Linked DNA regions of Homo sapiens: region 2 is linked to region 1. A link is a loop called in an ENCODE intact Hi-C map of the cell type or tissue named here. Cell type or tissue: left lung. All regions are shown on one strand.

Region 1 (8,000 bases):
ATTTTAGCTATTAAAAGGCCAAAAAGTATGAGTTTATATCAAAGAAGACAAGAGTTTCTTTTCCATTCCTAGATGTCACAGATAAGGAAGGAGAAGAGAGAGAAGATGCAGATGTCAGTGTCACTCAGAGAACAGCATTCCAGATCCGGCAATTTCAGGTGAGAAGCCTTGCAAAGCTGCTGTACTGGCCTGAGAGGCTTTGCAAAGGAACTGTTAGCAGGGGCAGCTGGTAAGAATGGGCAGACAGTGACCAAGTAGGAGAAGAATTTTTTCTGGGTCATACAGGCAACAGGACATAGCTCTCAGAATGGAAGATAATGTATTTAAAAGGACCCTAGTGAGGATAGGTATTTAGCCACCCCAACCTGCAATACTCATTACTTCTAAGGACCACTGTTTGAGTTGATGTAAACAGAAAGGAGTCTTCAAGGCATAGAGTCTGTGTTTTTGTTTTCTGAGTCTGTGGTATAATTTGGCTTGGTCTGACAGACAACGTAAACACTGGACAATAAAGTTTGTTAGTTTCTAACCAATAGTTGTCAAAATATCAGGATGTTCTATCACAGGAGTTTTTTATTTAACAAGTAATTCTGAAGTTCCTACCATGTGCCAGAAACAGTTCTAGGTGCTGGGGATGTAGCAGGGAACAAAAGAGACAAAATATTCCTATCCTTATGGAGCTTACATTATAGTAGAAAGACACTGACAAATAATCAAATACATAGTTATTTCAGGTAACAGGGAAGGTATATAAGCATTGCTGGGTTTGGTGCCTTGTCTAAGCCTGAGATCAATGGATAGGCTCCAGGGAGCTGTGAGCCACCAGAAATTGGGTACATAGTTCATTATCTACATTTTGCATGGGGTTGGAACGGAAAGAGTCAGTTTTCAGGAGCATTCTCAGAGAGGTTTATGGTCAAAAACAGCTTAGGAAACTACTGCTCAATTCAGGTGTATTTTCAGATTTTATCCTCTTAGAATTTTGGTAGCTTTGAATTCTTTCTGTCCTAGTCTTAGGAGTCTCTGACTAGATGCCTCTTCTTCCTGATAGGAACGTGTCTGCTAACATTGCTTGCTGTGTGTGCCTTCCTTTCTCAGAGGTCCTTGTTGAATTTACTTAGCAGTCAAGAGGAAGATTTTAATAGCAAAGAAGCCCTCCTGCTAGTCACGGTTCTTACCAGTTTGTCCAAGTTACTGGAGCCCTCCTCTCCTCAGGTACTAGTACCGCTAACTTAATCCCATTTAGCATTCCTCAGAAGGCAAGGATTATTGCATCATAAAAGTGTATATCTAAATGTCCTCTTGAAATTGAGCTTATTTTACATAATGTGTTTAATTATACACCTGAGTTAATATAAGACCTATAAGATGTATTCTTTCCTGTGTAATGCGTCTACCACAGCATACTTACATGCAGCCATACAGGGCAAGAACATACTGCTTTTGTTTTGTTTGTTCAGGGTAGAGTGAAACACCACAGAAAGAATCCTGTGTTGATCTTTGGTGCCTTCAACCTTCTTAAACCTGTGTTCTTTGCCACTCTTGGTGTTTACTTCTTTTCTAAGAAGAAAATTTGTTAATTATGAAGAAGGCAGTTGACATTCAGCAGTTGACTTTCTCAGCACAGTTACCTGGTACTGACTTTGGAGGAAATTCAACCAAAGATGATTAATTCAGAAAGTGTAACTATAGTCCCAAAGCAGAAACACCTCTGCAGAGATAGGTTGTATGTATGTTTGTGTAAGTGTGCACACGTAGATGTAGAGCTGTGTACCCACATGAGCGTTCACACACAGAAGAATAAGAGAAGGACCACTTGTTGGGGGTCTGTACCATTCAGGAGTAATTTTCCTGTAGGATGATAGAGTACCTTCAGGAGCCCAGGACTGTGTGCTCCTACCACATCTACTTCCTGGGCTTGAGAAAGACAATGAAGCCCTGCGGTATACTCCTCTTTATGTGAGCCCTTGCCTCAGAAGACTGTAGCCTGGGAGTATGAAGGCGTTTGGGCACTAGAAAGCAGAGCTGCTTCCTGTCGTCCTACTTCCAGGTTTGCCCAAAGAAAGTCCCTTTGGTTACTTCATCCCAGTTCCAAACAGCTCACCCCCACTTTGCTCTCATCATCGTTCTTTCATACTGCTGTTTTTGCTGCAAAGAGGAAAGGACTGAGAAAGAAATAGCTAATTGGGGCAGGGGGAAATTTGAGAGAAAATAAATGGATTTAGGAAGGCTAAAATGTTCAGGAAAATTTAAAAATTTTTCTTTTTTAAACTTTTAAACTTTTAGATTTTTAAACGTTTTACCACCTACCCCTTCTCCCTTAACTTCAGGTAGTCTCTTTAAAAAAAAATTTTTTTTTTTTTTGAGACAGAGTCTCGCTCTGTCTCCCAGGCTGGAGTGTAGTGGCGCCATCTCAGCTCACTGCAGGCGCCGCCTTCCGGGTTCACGCCATTCTCCTGCCTCAGCCTCCCAAGTAGCTGGGACTACAGGCGCCTGCCACAACACCCGGCTAATTTTTTGTATTTTTAATAGAGACGGGGTTTCACCGTGTTAGCCAGGATGATCTCGATCTCCTGACCTCGTGATTCACCCGCCTCGGCCTCCCAAAGTGCTGGGATTACAGGTGTGAGCCACCGCGCCTGGCCAAAAATTTTTAATTTTAATTTTGAATGGGTAATAAAGTCCTATGATTTGAAAACCAGAGATTATCAAGAGATTTATGGTAAATGGTGTCCCCCACCCATGTCCTCCATCTGTTCAGTTCCTCCTCTCCCCAAATAAGTAAACACCTTTAGTTTTTTGTGTCCTTCAACCTTCTTTATTCCCTTCCAAGTAAATATAGAGTTTTATTCCCAATCCTACCCCTCTTCACACAAAAACTTGTTCTGCATCCTGCTTATTTCATTGAGCACGGTATTCTGAAGATCTTTTAATATCAGTTTGTAGAGAGCTTTCAGTTAGCCTCTTAATTTACCTTTTCCTCAACAGATCAAAACTGCATTTTTGTTAGTCATTTACACTTAAGTATAACGGCATTTCGGTGCCTTTGTAGCTGAAAGAACTGCTGAAGCAGAAAGTTGACTGTGTGTCTGGTGATGCAGATGCTTGCTATCTGAAGACCTTAAGTCTCCTTCACTTAGCTAAGAAAATGCTGTCTGGTTTCTTGCCTCTTTTATTTCTCTTTTTTCTGCCCTTCTCTCTTCTAACCTCCTTTGTTCTTTTGGCTTCTAAATGCTAATTCTACTGTTCTTATAGCTAGGTTTTCTCTTTCCCACACCTTTCTGATAACCTAATATCCTCAAGTGGAGAGTCTGGGGGCATGGGAAAGAAAAGAGGGCGCTTTAGCCCTAGACCACTATGGTAGAAGCAGAGGAAGTTCAGGTGTAAGGACCCTAAAACTTTTGGACCTCAGTAAGGACATAGACATTGAGAATTAAATTATATATTATTCTCATAATTCTTAGAATTTTGGACTTATTTTTATGCCCTTCATCATATATTACCACTTGAGATCTAAGGACATGTTTTGGCAGCTGATTTGCTTAGATATGGAAAGGTCTAGAACTCTTCTGTTCTGACAACACCTAGGTCTATCTCTGGCATGTTTCTTTAATATCTGAATGATCTCTAATTTAGTTTGTGCAGATGTTATCCTGGACATCAAAGATTTGCAAGGAAAACAGCCGGGGTAAGTTTACTGCCATGTTTTCCTAAAGGCTTTATATAAAATCACTATCCTCCAGTGGCATTTGGAAAAGAAAAGGTATTCCCCATTCATTACACATTCACCAGAGTGGCCAAAATGAAACAGACACCTAATACCAAGTCGAATTGTTGGCAAGAATGTAGAGTAGTTGGACCTTTCATTCACTGGGGGTGGAGGTAGAAATTGGTATAACCACTATGGAAAACTGTTCAGCAATATCTACTAAAATTAAACATATGCCTATGACTCAACAATTCGAATCACAACAGAAAAATGTGGAAGAATTCTCTTAGCAGCACTATTTTAGTAGGTAAAACAAACCTAAGTGTTCATCAGCAGTAGAAAGGATAAAAGAATTATGATATATTCACACAGTGGAATCCTATACAGCAAATAAGCATGAACAAACTACATGTACACACAACTTGGAGAGGATCTCACAAATGTACTGTAAAACAAAAGAAGCCAGACACAAGAAAGGGTACTTACTGTAGAATTCCGTTTAGATGAAGTTCAAAATTAGACAAAATTTATCTGTGATGTTAGAAGTCAGGATAGCAGTTTCCTTGGCGGGGCAAGTTAGGAGGGAGTCCCTAGAATACTCGTAATGTACTTGATCTGGATGCTAGTTACACAGTAATCTTAACTAATGATGGGAAATGTCTGCCTTCTTTGGGCATGTGGATAAAGAGGCATCATTGCAGACTAGCTGCTTGGCTGTAGTATGTGTAACACTGGGATGTTGTGCCTGAGACACGACAAGCTACCTCCTGTTCTGGTTAGGCACTCCACCCCACACACCCTGTACACATACCTGAGGGACCTGACTGGGTTATAACTTAACTTTTTTTTTTTTTTTTGAGACAGAGTTTCACTCTTGTTGCCCAGGCAGGAATGCAATGGCACGGTCTTGGCTGACCGCAGCCTCCGCCTCCTGGGTTCAAGCAATTCTCGTGCCTCAGCCTCCCAAGTAGCTGGGATTACAGGCATGCGCCACCATGCCCGGCTAATTTTATATTTTTAGTAGAGACGGGGTTTCTCCATGTTGGTGAGGCTGGTCTTGAATTCCTGACCTCAGGTGATCCACCCGCCTTGGCCTCCCAAAGTGCTGGGATTACAGGCGTGAGCCACTGCACTTGGCCACAACTTACCTTTTAATTTGCTTTTCTTCCTATTCCTAGAGGATGCCTTGTTTTGCAAGAGCTTGATGAACTTGCTCTTCAGCCTGCATGTTTCGTATAAGAGTCCTGTCATTCTGCTGCGTGACTTGTCCCAGGATATCCACGGGCATCTGGGAGATATAGACCAGGTACTATAATGAGCCTTCAGTACAATACCCTGTGTGGGGATGGGGGTCAAGGGAACAACCTTACTGTCATTAGGTCTCACCTCTCTTCTTTTCCCCAGGATGTAGAGGTGGAGAAAACAAACCACTTTGCAATAGTGAATTTGAGAACGGCTGCCCCCACTGTCTGTGTAAGTGTTGTACCTGAGCCATGGGGAATAGCTTTGTCATTCTTTCCATTCTACTCCATGTGAAGTGACTTGTGTCCTATAGCGGCTTGTGTCCTGAGGCCTGTAACCCACCTGTAGGTGGCCAGGTGACCACAGTTATTATATTACCCCCACAGCTGTGTGTAGTGAATCACACCAGGCACTCTTTTCTTTCAGTTACTTGTTCTGAGTCAGGCCGAGAAGGTTCTAGAAGAAGTGGACTGGCTAATCACCAAGCTTAAGGGACAAGTGAGCCAAGAAACCTTATCAGGTAAGATAAGTTCAACTGGGATTCCAGGAATTGACATGAGCAAGGTCAAAATTCATATTGGGTCGGTGCATAAAAATGGAGCCCCTGAGCTAAATTTCTTATTTGCCTTTAAGCTAGATTTTTTCCTATGTGATGAAAGAAGTAGAAGATCATATGTCTTATCACAGCACGATTAATTCACTCTGCATATTGAATGTTCGTTTTTCCATAAAGACTTTCTAGTTAGTAGTAATCAATTTCTAAATCTCCTTTACTCTTAATTAGAAAACGAAGTTGGGTTTGAATGTGCCAATTTTATTTCCCTTTAGAAGAGGCCTCTTCTCAGGCAACCCTACCAAATCAGCCTGTTGAGAAAGCTATCATCATGCAACTGGGAACTCTGCTTACATTTTTCCACGAGCTGGTGCAGACAGCTCTGCCATCAGGCAGCTGTGTGGACACCTTGTTAAAGGACTTGTGCAAAATGTACACCACACTTACAGCCCTTGTCAGATATGTGAGTATTTGAGACAAGCAGATTCGCCCCACCATTCTACCCCAGTGAGCCAGGAGATGAGGATGGGGCAGCAGCCCACTGCTGCAGAATGCCCCTAAACAAGAGAGCATTTGCCTCCATCTTGGCAGGTCATGGTTTCATTTTAGTTTGGTCAGTAGGTGGCAGGCATCTCCACAGGCCAGGGAAAAACAGTTTATAATTCTAATCTGCTTTTGGGCCTGTCACGGTGGTTCATGCCTGTAATCCCAGCACTTTGGTAGGCTGAGACGGGCGGATCACCTGAGGTCAGGAGTTCGAGACCAGCCTGGCCAACATGGTGAAACCCCGTCTCTACTAAAAATACAAAAAGTAGCTGGGCGTGGTGGTGGGCACCTGTAATCCCAGCTACTCAGGAGGCTGAGGCAGGAGAATCGCTTGAACCCAGGAGGCGGAGGTTGCAGTGAGCTGAGATTGTGCCACTGTACTCCAGCGTTGGCAATAGAGTGAGACTCCATCTCAAAAATTAAAAAAATAAAGTAAAAATCTGCTTTTGGAGGCCCTTAATTCTTTGGCATGTATGTGGCACCTGATTGAGAATGAATGCCTCTTTTAAATACCTTCTAAGGTTTAATCTAAACTATAACTATCCTAGAATTAAATCTGGGCCCATAATGCATAGAAATTATACCATTTCTAACCAGTCTGGACACTTAAAGAGATGTTTATTCCTTTTTTCATTCCTTTAACATGTAGGTGTTAAATGCCTTATAGATCAAATACTAAGGTGGGGAAGAAAATTATTTTTTATAAAAATACAAGGCATACCCTGCCCTTACTGTTTATGTTCCTAGCAATGATCCATATTAAATACTTAGAAAGGCACAGATAATCCAAGAAAGATGTGGACCACCCCGCATCACAGCAGTGTGGCTCTCTCAGAATGTGTAGCTCTAGCTACATGTGGCTAAGCTGCTGTAGTGGAAATACTGAGAGCCTCTTCTCTTTATTGGCATCTTTAAAAGGAAAAACAGCAAAGTTGTTGGTTTTTTACATGCAGGGACTACCAGCCTGAGGAATTTTTAAAGAAATGAGCAAATCAGAAACAAACCCTTCATTACTTATTGTCTGGGAAGCTTAGGAGCTTTGGAGGAGAGGAATAAGGAAGCTTGTGTCTTGGCTTCTCTGTGAATTTTGTTTTTCCTCTTCAGTCAGAATGATGAGTCACACTCCATAGGCTCACTGCAGCAGTCACTTGTAGTTTCATAGGACAGTCTACTAAATCTAGGAATCTTTTTTTATTAGTATCTCCAGGTGTGTCAGAGCTCCGGAGGAATTCCAAAAAATATGGAAAAGCTGGTGAGTTGAGAATGCCTTTCCTAGGAATGGGGGAAGCACTTTTACTGCTGGTTACATTGGTTTCCTTCTCCCTTGTTGTGCAGGTGAAGCTGTCTGGTTCTCATCTGACCCCCCTGTGTTATTCTTTCATTTCTTACGTACAGGTAAGAGATTCAGAGGCAGTACCCAATAGGTCTTCAAGAAAGGATTTCTTACATGCCCAGGGGACTATTGATCACCTGAACTGAGCATATATAAACTTTTTTCCCTGCTTACCACAAGCTGGAGGCACCCATCAGAGACCAAGCCAAGGCTTGAGGGCTTTGCAGCAAGGACATCTTTATGTAAAGAAAACTGTTTCACTTAATTTGGAGAAAGGAAGCATATATGTTTGCATTTGGAGCAAGGAAGGAACAAGCATGCTCAGGCTCAAGGACTTGGTTTATTCCTGGGTGACTGAAAGTCCATGCCATGAGGCATCCTCTGGGAATGTGAGCAGAGTAGCAGCAAGCACATGAAGAAGGGTTGTGATGAGACGGCAGTGCAGTGAGGGCACTTTCAGGGAAGTGGAAGGACGTGGCTTTGTAAGTGTCATTTGGTCCTAAATACCATCAGATTCCTGCAGTACTTGAATCTCCTTTACTGTTTGCTTAAACCAGTTTTTTAACCTCACCACTATTGACATGTTGCGCTAGATAATTCTTTGTTGTGGGACCTGT
Region 2 (8,000 bases), 98 kb before region 1:
CTTGACCTCTTGGGCTCAAGCAGTCCTCCTGCCTCAGCCTACCGAGTAGCTGGGACTACAGGGACTTGCCACTGCACCTGGCTAATTGTTTAGTTTTTAGTTTTTTGCTATGTTGCCCAGGCTGGTCTCAAACTTGAGTTCAAGTAGTCCTCCTGCCTTGGCCTACCAAAGTGTTGGGATTACAGTTGTAAGCCACCATGCCCAGCCTCAGTGTTTTAATCACTTCTTAAAGTGGATCATGAAGACAAAATACAAGGCAAGGTGTAAATGGTGCTTGCCGTGTGTGATTTGTATGCTTTTCCAATAATGTTCTTTGAAAAGAACAGGTGAGGCCGGGTGTGGTGCCTCACGCCTGTAATCCCAGCACTTTGGGAGGCCGAGGCGGGTGGATCACCTGAGGTCGGGAGTTCGAGACCAGCCTGACCAACATGGAGAAACCCTCTCTCTACTAAAAATACAAAATTAGCTGAGCGTGGTGGCGCATACCTGTAATCCCAGCTACTCAGTAGGCTGAGGCGGGAGAATCACTTGAACCCTGGAGGTGGTGGTTGTGGTGAGCCGAGATCACGCCACTGTACTCCAGCCTGGGCACAAGAGTGAAACTTCATCTCAAAAAAAAAAAAAAAAGACTAAGTGAACATTTCCTAAGTCAAGATTATATTGGGTTGGTTGGGTGCTGGTGGTGTTTTCTTCTTTGAATCTGTCTGAACCCAAGCTAAGGGTCTCCCAGGACCAAGCACTGGCTCAGCCAGGAGGGTTCTACCACCCCCAAGAGACACACAGCTCCCTTCCCTCCTTGGCCACACAAAACCTTCGTCAAGTTAGGCAGGGTGGGGAGTGTTAGCTTTAGAAGTTGTGCATTAACAAAACCTAAAAATGCCTAGTGGCAAATTTCAAAATTCTTCCCTCTCTGGTCAGCAAGCTTTCCCTCGATTCATATCCCCCACAATATAGCCAGACTATTTTGGCCCAAGAAAACCAACTTGCAAAGAATACTACCTATGAAAAGACTACATGGAAGAGATTTCAGGTCCAGGGCATTGGGGAGGTCAGTGCCAGCTGCATGCCAATGTGGTCAGGCAGGACCAGTAGCACACATAGCTGCCCTCTCCTGAGGCAGCCATACAGCATTTGTGTTCAGTGACACCTCACTCACTGCCCCAGTCATGCTACTTTTTATTTTACCTTTCATTAACTGGCCTCTCTGCTCTAGTCCTATAGGGAGTACTTTCCCTTGGTGAGGATCAAACACCTTACTGGATGGCCCTTCATATGACAGCCTCCCCTCCTCACTTCTCTCTTGGGTGTCTTTAGAGGGAGTTACATGAAAGTGCTACCATATATCAGAGTGGTTGAAAGACATGACGGGCAATTTGGCCTCGAACTGGTGAACCCCTCCCCAAAGGGGATAAAATTAAATACCTCTCTCCATGTGGCTTTGTGTCACCCACACCTTCCTTTTGAGTCATGCTATCTACCACATTTACCCCAGCATCTCTGCTGAAGACTGGTTTCCTCTTAAAGTCATTTCCTCCTCATCTGATGATAGTTGGTGAAATTAACCTGAAATATATGAAATTCTCATTTCATTGTTTCTTCTCCCTTCTGCCTGCACCTCTCCCATCCCCAGAAATAAGTGAAACAAACACTGGAGACAAAGCACGAGTAACAACAGAGCCAGAGAGATTTGGAGCCAGAGTTGCTGGGTCAGGGTCCCATCCTCGCCATTTCTAGCTCTTTGATCCTAAGCAGGATTTAACCTCGGATTGTTATTTATTTATTTATTTATTTATTTATTTAATTTACCTATGGGAATAATTATACTAAGAATGCCTACCTCAGGATAATTGAGAGGTTCAGATGATATTTTTCAGAGTGCTGATGTTACTTTGGACAGTGGTTTGGCTTGATCTGTTTTGTTCCCACTCATACATCATCTCCAAGGTAGAAACTACAAGCAAAGTGTCTGACATGGTCCAGCTCCACATCAAAGCGTCTAACTGATGGGCTGCGAGGAAAGCAGAGCCCGTCCTGGTTATAGTTTCCAAAAACATTCCTGGGCTCAGAAGTGCTGACGAGCCACGTTGTGTGCACCATCAAACTCTAATCCTTGTCTTTTCCTTCATATGTGGGCACCTTGAGAAATCAAGGTGTATACATGTCCTGCCTACTGGCAAGGCGACTTCCGGGCACAGCCCCACAGTGGAACTTGCTTATTCTGGGACATTTAGCCTGTCAGCTGCAGTCTTCCCACAGGGCTCCTGCAGCCTTCTTCTCTGTTCTCTGCTCACATGCAAGGTTTGCCTTTAAACCCACAGATATGAATACTTACTAGAGTGGGGGTTCCTCCATATCCTCACCTCCATATGTCAACATACAGGGTTTAAAGCAGTGCACATTTGAGCCACCTGCTGGGAGGTAGACAACCACGGTTTTGTAAGCATTGATTGCCTTCTCTCTCTCTCTCTCTCTCTCTCTCTCTCTCTCTCTCTCTCTCTCTCTCTCCTCTCTGACAGGGTCTCACTCTGTTGCCCATTATTAATAGGAGAGCAGTAGTGTGATCATGGCTCAGGCAGCCTCGAACTCCCAGACTCGAGATCCTCCTGCCTCAGCCTCTTTAGTAGCTAAAACTACACTGCATTTGGCTGATTTTTCCTTTTTTTTTTTTTTTTTTGTAGAAACAGGGTCTTGCTGTGTTGCCCAGGCTGGTATTGAACTCCTGGCCTTAAGCAATCCTCCCGCCTCAGCCTCCCAAAGTGCTGGGATTACAGGTGTGAGCTGCTGTGCCTGGCCTGATTGGTTGTTTAATGTGCAATCCTCTGGGGGTCTTGTTAAAAATGCAGATTCTGATGCAGCATGTCTGAGATGTGGCTCCCATGGGGAGCTCCAAGGTCCAGCCCTCCTTGGACCGCCCTTTGAGTAGTGAGGCTCCAGGAGATCCCACAAGCTTCCAGATTTGACAATTCTGAGCTTCCTCAACTCCAGAGCCAAACCCCTAACCGAAAGTGGGATCAGAGGCCAGGCATGGTGGCTCATGCCTGTAATTCCAGCACTTTGGGAGGCCGAGGTGGGAAGATCACCTAAGGTCAGGAGTTCGAGACCAGCCTGGCCAACATAGTGAAGCCCTGTCTCTACTAAAAATACAAAAATTGGCCGAGTGTGGTGGCATGCACCTGTAATCCGAGCTACTCGGGAGGCTGAGGCAGGAGAATCGCTTGAAGCTGGGAGGCAGAGGTTGCAGTGAGCCGAGATCACACCACTGCACTCCAGCCTGGGTGACAGAGTGAGACTCTGTCTCAAAAAAAGAGAAGAAAAAGAAAAAAAAAAAAGGGGGGGGGGGATCAGCAGTAGTCCACTTCACCTCTTTTCCTGCTAGCTTGAGTTAAGAGAAAGGTATACCTCTTCTAGTAAGGCTTTGCCAGGCCCCCAGGCAGCACTAACCTCCTCCACTTTCCCCTGGGTAAACCCGAGGCAGTGGCCAATCTCATTGAGAGGCTCTCTGAAGCTGGTGCCCGCTTCCTTCCTGAGACCTCCACCCACAGCTTGATGAATTGCCTCCAGACTCTGCTGTCTCCATTCTCCCAACGTCCACATTAGCATGGCAGAAATGCACTGCTGCAACCTTCCAACCCTCAAATTACTTTGATGAGGCAGAATCCCTGCCTTATCCCAGATGTCCCCAGAAAGTGTCGGGTGCGGTGGCGCATGCCTGTAATCCCAGCACTTCGGGAGGCCAAGGCGGGAGGCTAACCTAAGGTCAGGAGTTCAAGACCAGCCTGACCAATGCGGAGAAACCCTGTCTCTACTAAAAATACAAAATTATCTGGGCGTGGTGGCGCATGCCTGTAATCCCAGCTACTCAGGAGGCTGAGGCAGGAGTATCGCTTGAACTCGGGAAGTGCAGGTTGCGGTAAACTGAGATCTCACCATTGCACTCCAGCCTGGGCAACAAAAGCGAAACTCCGTCTCAAAAAAAAAAAAAAAAAAAAAAACAAACAAACAAACAAACAAAAAAAAAAATCAGATATCCCCAGAAAGGAAGTTGTTATGGGCACCAAATGGTTGTCATAAAATTCACGTTTTGTTGTCCCCCTTCCCATAGCTGGTGGCCTTCAAAAGAGTATTTTATTGTCTCTCTCCAATAATGTGGGGGCCATTTGTAGGAATCACACACACAGGCAGCTGGGATTTTGTGAAGCTGAGCACGTCAGATTTTAACATTGGTAGTCTTCAGACACGTTTTCCCAAAAGCGGCACCACCTTCTCAGGCAAGGTCTGGCCCAGCCCACCCAGCTAACCCTCCTGCCCAGCTTGTCCCTGGAGGGGCAGTGTCAGGGCACGGCCAGCAGGGGGCGGCGCGAGCACACATTCAGAGCCGGCTCGCGGGATTCCCAACCCCTATGGCTTCTTCCTCAGAAAGCCACTTGGTTTTCTTATCAGACGGGGTCCCTGGGCTAAGGCCCCAGCCCTGCTGACCTTAGGGACGACCCCAGCATCCCATTCGGGTTTGAGTAGGAGCTAGGGCTGCCCCAAGAGTCTTCTGCTCAGCATGTGCCTGATTTCATTTATATATTTAGAGCTGCCACAAATTCAGAGTGGACCTGGACTGTGTCCAGGAGGGCACCTGGCAGCTCGGGGCTCCGGGGAAGATGGGAGTCAGTGGATAGGGATCAACCAGTGTTTCCCTCAGATTTAGGACCCAGGTCTTAAGGAAAAATTAGAAGTATATCATGAAAACGTAAAAGATACCCATTCTTTTTTTCTTTCTTTTTTGAGACGGAGTCTCTCTCTGTCACCCAGGCTGGAGTGCAGTGGTGCGATCTCGGCTCACTGCAACCTCCGCCTCTCGGGTGCAAGCAGTTCTCCTGCCTCAGCCTCCCGAGTAGCTGGGATTACAGGTCCCTGCCACCATGCCTGGCTAATTTTTGTATTTTTAGTAGAGATGGGGTTTCACCATGTTGGCCAAGCTGGTCTCAAATCCTGACCTCAAGTGATCTGCCCACCTCAGCCTCCCAAAGTGCTGGGATTACAGGCATGAGTCACTGCGCCTGGCCAAAAATACCCATTCCTTTTAATTATTTAACTCAGCCTCATCACCACCCCCTTCCATCAACACCTCCACGCAGGTCACCAGTGCCCTCCACCTTGGCAAACACTAGTCTCTATTCCTTTCTCACATGACCCCAAAGCACCATTGACAGTTCTCGTACTTGAAATACCTTCTTAGCTCCAGATGTTCATAAGCGATCTCTCAGGGTGAGGCCCCTTCTACCAGAGCAGCTTCATTCTTTTTAGGTTGGTGTTGTGTTTTGTTTTGTTGATACAGGGTCTCCCTCTGTTGTCCAGGCTGGGGTGCAGTGGCACAACCATGGCTAACTGCAGCCTCGACCTCCTGGGCTCAGGTGATCCTCCCACCTCAGCCTCCTGAGTAGTGGGGACTACAGGCGTGCACCACCATGCCCAACTAATTTGTGTATTTTTTGTAGAGGTGGGTTTCACCATGTTGCCCAGGTTGGTCTCAAACTCCCACGTTCAAGCAATCCTCCTGCCTCGGCCTCCCAAAGTGCTGAGATTATAGGCATGAGCCACATGCCTGCCCTTTTTAGGTTTAAATACCAAGGTTCCATGTGAGATTTCATTTGCAAAAATGAAGCCTCAACTTTTGGGACAAAATCCTCACTGGTTGATCTCCTACCCTTCTGCCCATAATAATTTGCTGTGATTCCTCCTCCAGCCTAGGAGTCCTATGTAAATACCATTTTTGTTTTCATGGATTTTATGACCATGGCTTGTTGACTGTGAATGTTATAAAGAAGGAAGTTTCTTGGGTAATGAGCATACACTACAAACCCTAGGAGTGAGAGAAGAAAGTATGTAAGAAATAAGTGCATATATATATCTATTTATAAATATATATATATATACACCCACACACACACATATGTATACATTGACATATACATGAACATGTACACAGCCTCACTGAAAAGCAAGAAAGAGAACTCTCAGTGGATCAGAGAAATTCCCAAAGGTGTGAAAGCAGATAGGACTGAATTGAATCCAAAGTCCAGAAAACGGTTGGAATATCCTGGCCCAAAAGGTAGGTGCAGCACTAAGGGTGCTTGATACCCACAAAGAATGGGGGTGACCCTACAGGCAAGAGCAGACAAGTCTTGGGTTGATTGACTGGGATGCCTTGGTGGGAACAACAAGCCTCGCCTACTGCCACTAGCCAGCCAGCGTCTGCTTCCATGTGGGAAAATGAGTGTAGCATCTTGGAAAAAGTATCTGTCAATGCTCAGGAGACCCATGCCCAGAAGAAGCCAGCACTTACCCAAGAGGGAACAGCATGCTCAGCAAACAGGGCATCTAACAGGGATTCTCACCTACAGAAATGAGCACACACCTGAAAATCACCAAGCACTTGAGGAAAGCCAACTCCACAGAAGGAAAGCATTTGTATTTGTCAAAATATGCAGATTTGGGCCAGGCATGGTGGCTCACAACTATAATCCCAGCACCTTGAGAGGCTGAGGTGGAAGGATGGCTTGAAGCCAGGAGTTGGAGACCAGCCTGGGCAATAGAGCCAGACACTTACCTCTACAAAAAATATGTAAATATTAGCTGGGTGCAGTGGTATGCGCCTGTAGTCCCAGCTACTCAGTAGGCTGAGGCAGGAGGCTTGCTTGAGCCCAGGAGTTTGAGGTTGCAGTGAACTGTGATTGCACCACTGCACTCCAGCCTGGGTGACAAGTGAGACCCTGTCTCAAAAAAAAAAAAAAAAAAAATGCAGATTTGGAAAGTGTAAGTTCATCACCGTAAAATGCCTGAGAGTGAAGACAAAAAAAGAGCTTTAACTCTATAACTTGAGGACTGAGTGAGTGCTCAGAGAAGATGCCACTTATAATTCGAAGTAGAACTGTCCATCCAGGCAAGGGGACTGGAGGAGACAGCTTTTGGTGGAAAGACTCCTTCTCCCAGACAGATGGAGGGAACATGACTGCCACCCTGGAAAGAGGTCCAAGTTCCTGACCACCCCACACACGTCAGACTGCACCTCAGCAAGGGGAGGAGGCCACCCCTGAATGAAGCCACTTCCAGGCCTCTTCCACCCTGGAATTCTGTGTGGAAAACTCCCAGCCTGCCTAGAGGCCACCAGGACTGCTGCGTTTGCCAAATCATTTGAACATATATCCTCTCTCTTTTATCTTCTTTTATTGCATTTTGGGGGCGAATAGGGGGATATTTTAACCCGGGCTCCTTGCCTGTTTTCACAGACTCTAAGTCGTAAAACTCTGTTACAAAGGAAATGACTGAGAAAATGAATTCGAGTCTTTGAAATACAACCTTACACAAAAATCACTGTCTTAAAGCTTCAAGGGCAGGTGGAAATATAACTATCCCCAGTTCTTCTTGTTCAAGGGAATTCCCCCTCCTTTATTACCCATCCCCCAACTTGAGAACAGGGTGACACCTGAGCTCACTCGGGCTTAGGGAGTCTAAGGGGGGACCACAGTCATCTCAAGCAGCCCTTTCCTAGCCTTGGGTCCAGGACAGTTGAGGAGAGGCCCAGAGATTCTAACTACAGTTCAGCTGGCAGGAGATGTTTTCAGAAGGCTGTGTTCTCAGCTTGGGCCTGGGGGCCAAAGAGCTGCTCAGCAACGGCCTTGCCATCATACTTGGGCAGCGTGCCCCCGAAGTCAGAGGGCAGGATGTTCTCATCGATCTCCTGGTAGAAACCAGAAAGGTCATCCCCGTGGACAAAGACCTGCAGGGAAGCAAGGGAGACAGAACTGAGCAGGAGGAGGTGCCCTAAGGATGAGGGTTGAGGGAGGAAAGGGGCAGGAGGACAAAGCCCCATCATGTGCAGTCTTTGCCTGGCGACACCTCTCTCCGCAGGTCTCCATGTTGGGTGTCAGTGGGATCCACATAGCTCAGGACCATGGTAGAGTGTGAGGAGGGCTCAGGTGAGGCCCCACCCTCAGCCCTCTTGTCTCATT

What was found. Peaks named below come from ENCODE experiments on the same cell type or tissue, not always from the same donor. Only the 100,000 strongest peaks of a DNase experiment are listed, where the experiment ranks them.
Region 2: it touches region 1 in a loop (2.3-fold over the local background); 58 of 110 quality-filtered maps call a loop at or near these places.

The regions. Positions count from the first base shown.
Region 1 is chr15:89,300,228-89,308,227 of GRCh38, forward strand. FANCI (FA complementation group I) reads left to right here. Exons shown (of 38, transcript NM_001113378.2): 26 at 73-158; 27 at 1,099-1,215; 28 at 3,637-3,688; 29 at 4,888-5,015; 30 at 5,114-5,182; 31 at 5,378-5,471; 32 at 5,780-5,967; 33 at 7,249-7,302; 34 at 7,386-7,445. It overlaps LOC124903548 (a long non-coding RNA gene), which reads right to left and starts at 4,943. Exons shown (of 2, transcript XR_007064749.1): 1 at 4,858-4,943; 2 at 548-1,560. RefSeq lists a silencer at 4,931-5,158. In left lung, no CTCF peak of the experiment used is centred here; no DNase peak of the experiment used is centred here.
Region 2 is chr15:89,202,676-89,210,675 of GRCh38, forward strand. RLBP1 (retinaldehyde binding protein 1) reads right to left here. Exons shown (of 9, transcript NM_000326.5): 9 at 7,194-7,768. The coding sequence ends at 7,610. Among named protein-coding and RNA genes, the nearest start is that of RLBP1, 15 kb to the right of the region's middle. RefSeq lists an enhancer at 4,557-4,626. In left lung, a CTCF peak has its summit at 4,325 (motif pointing right); a DNase peak (open chromatin) is centred at 4,356.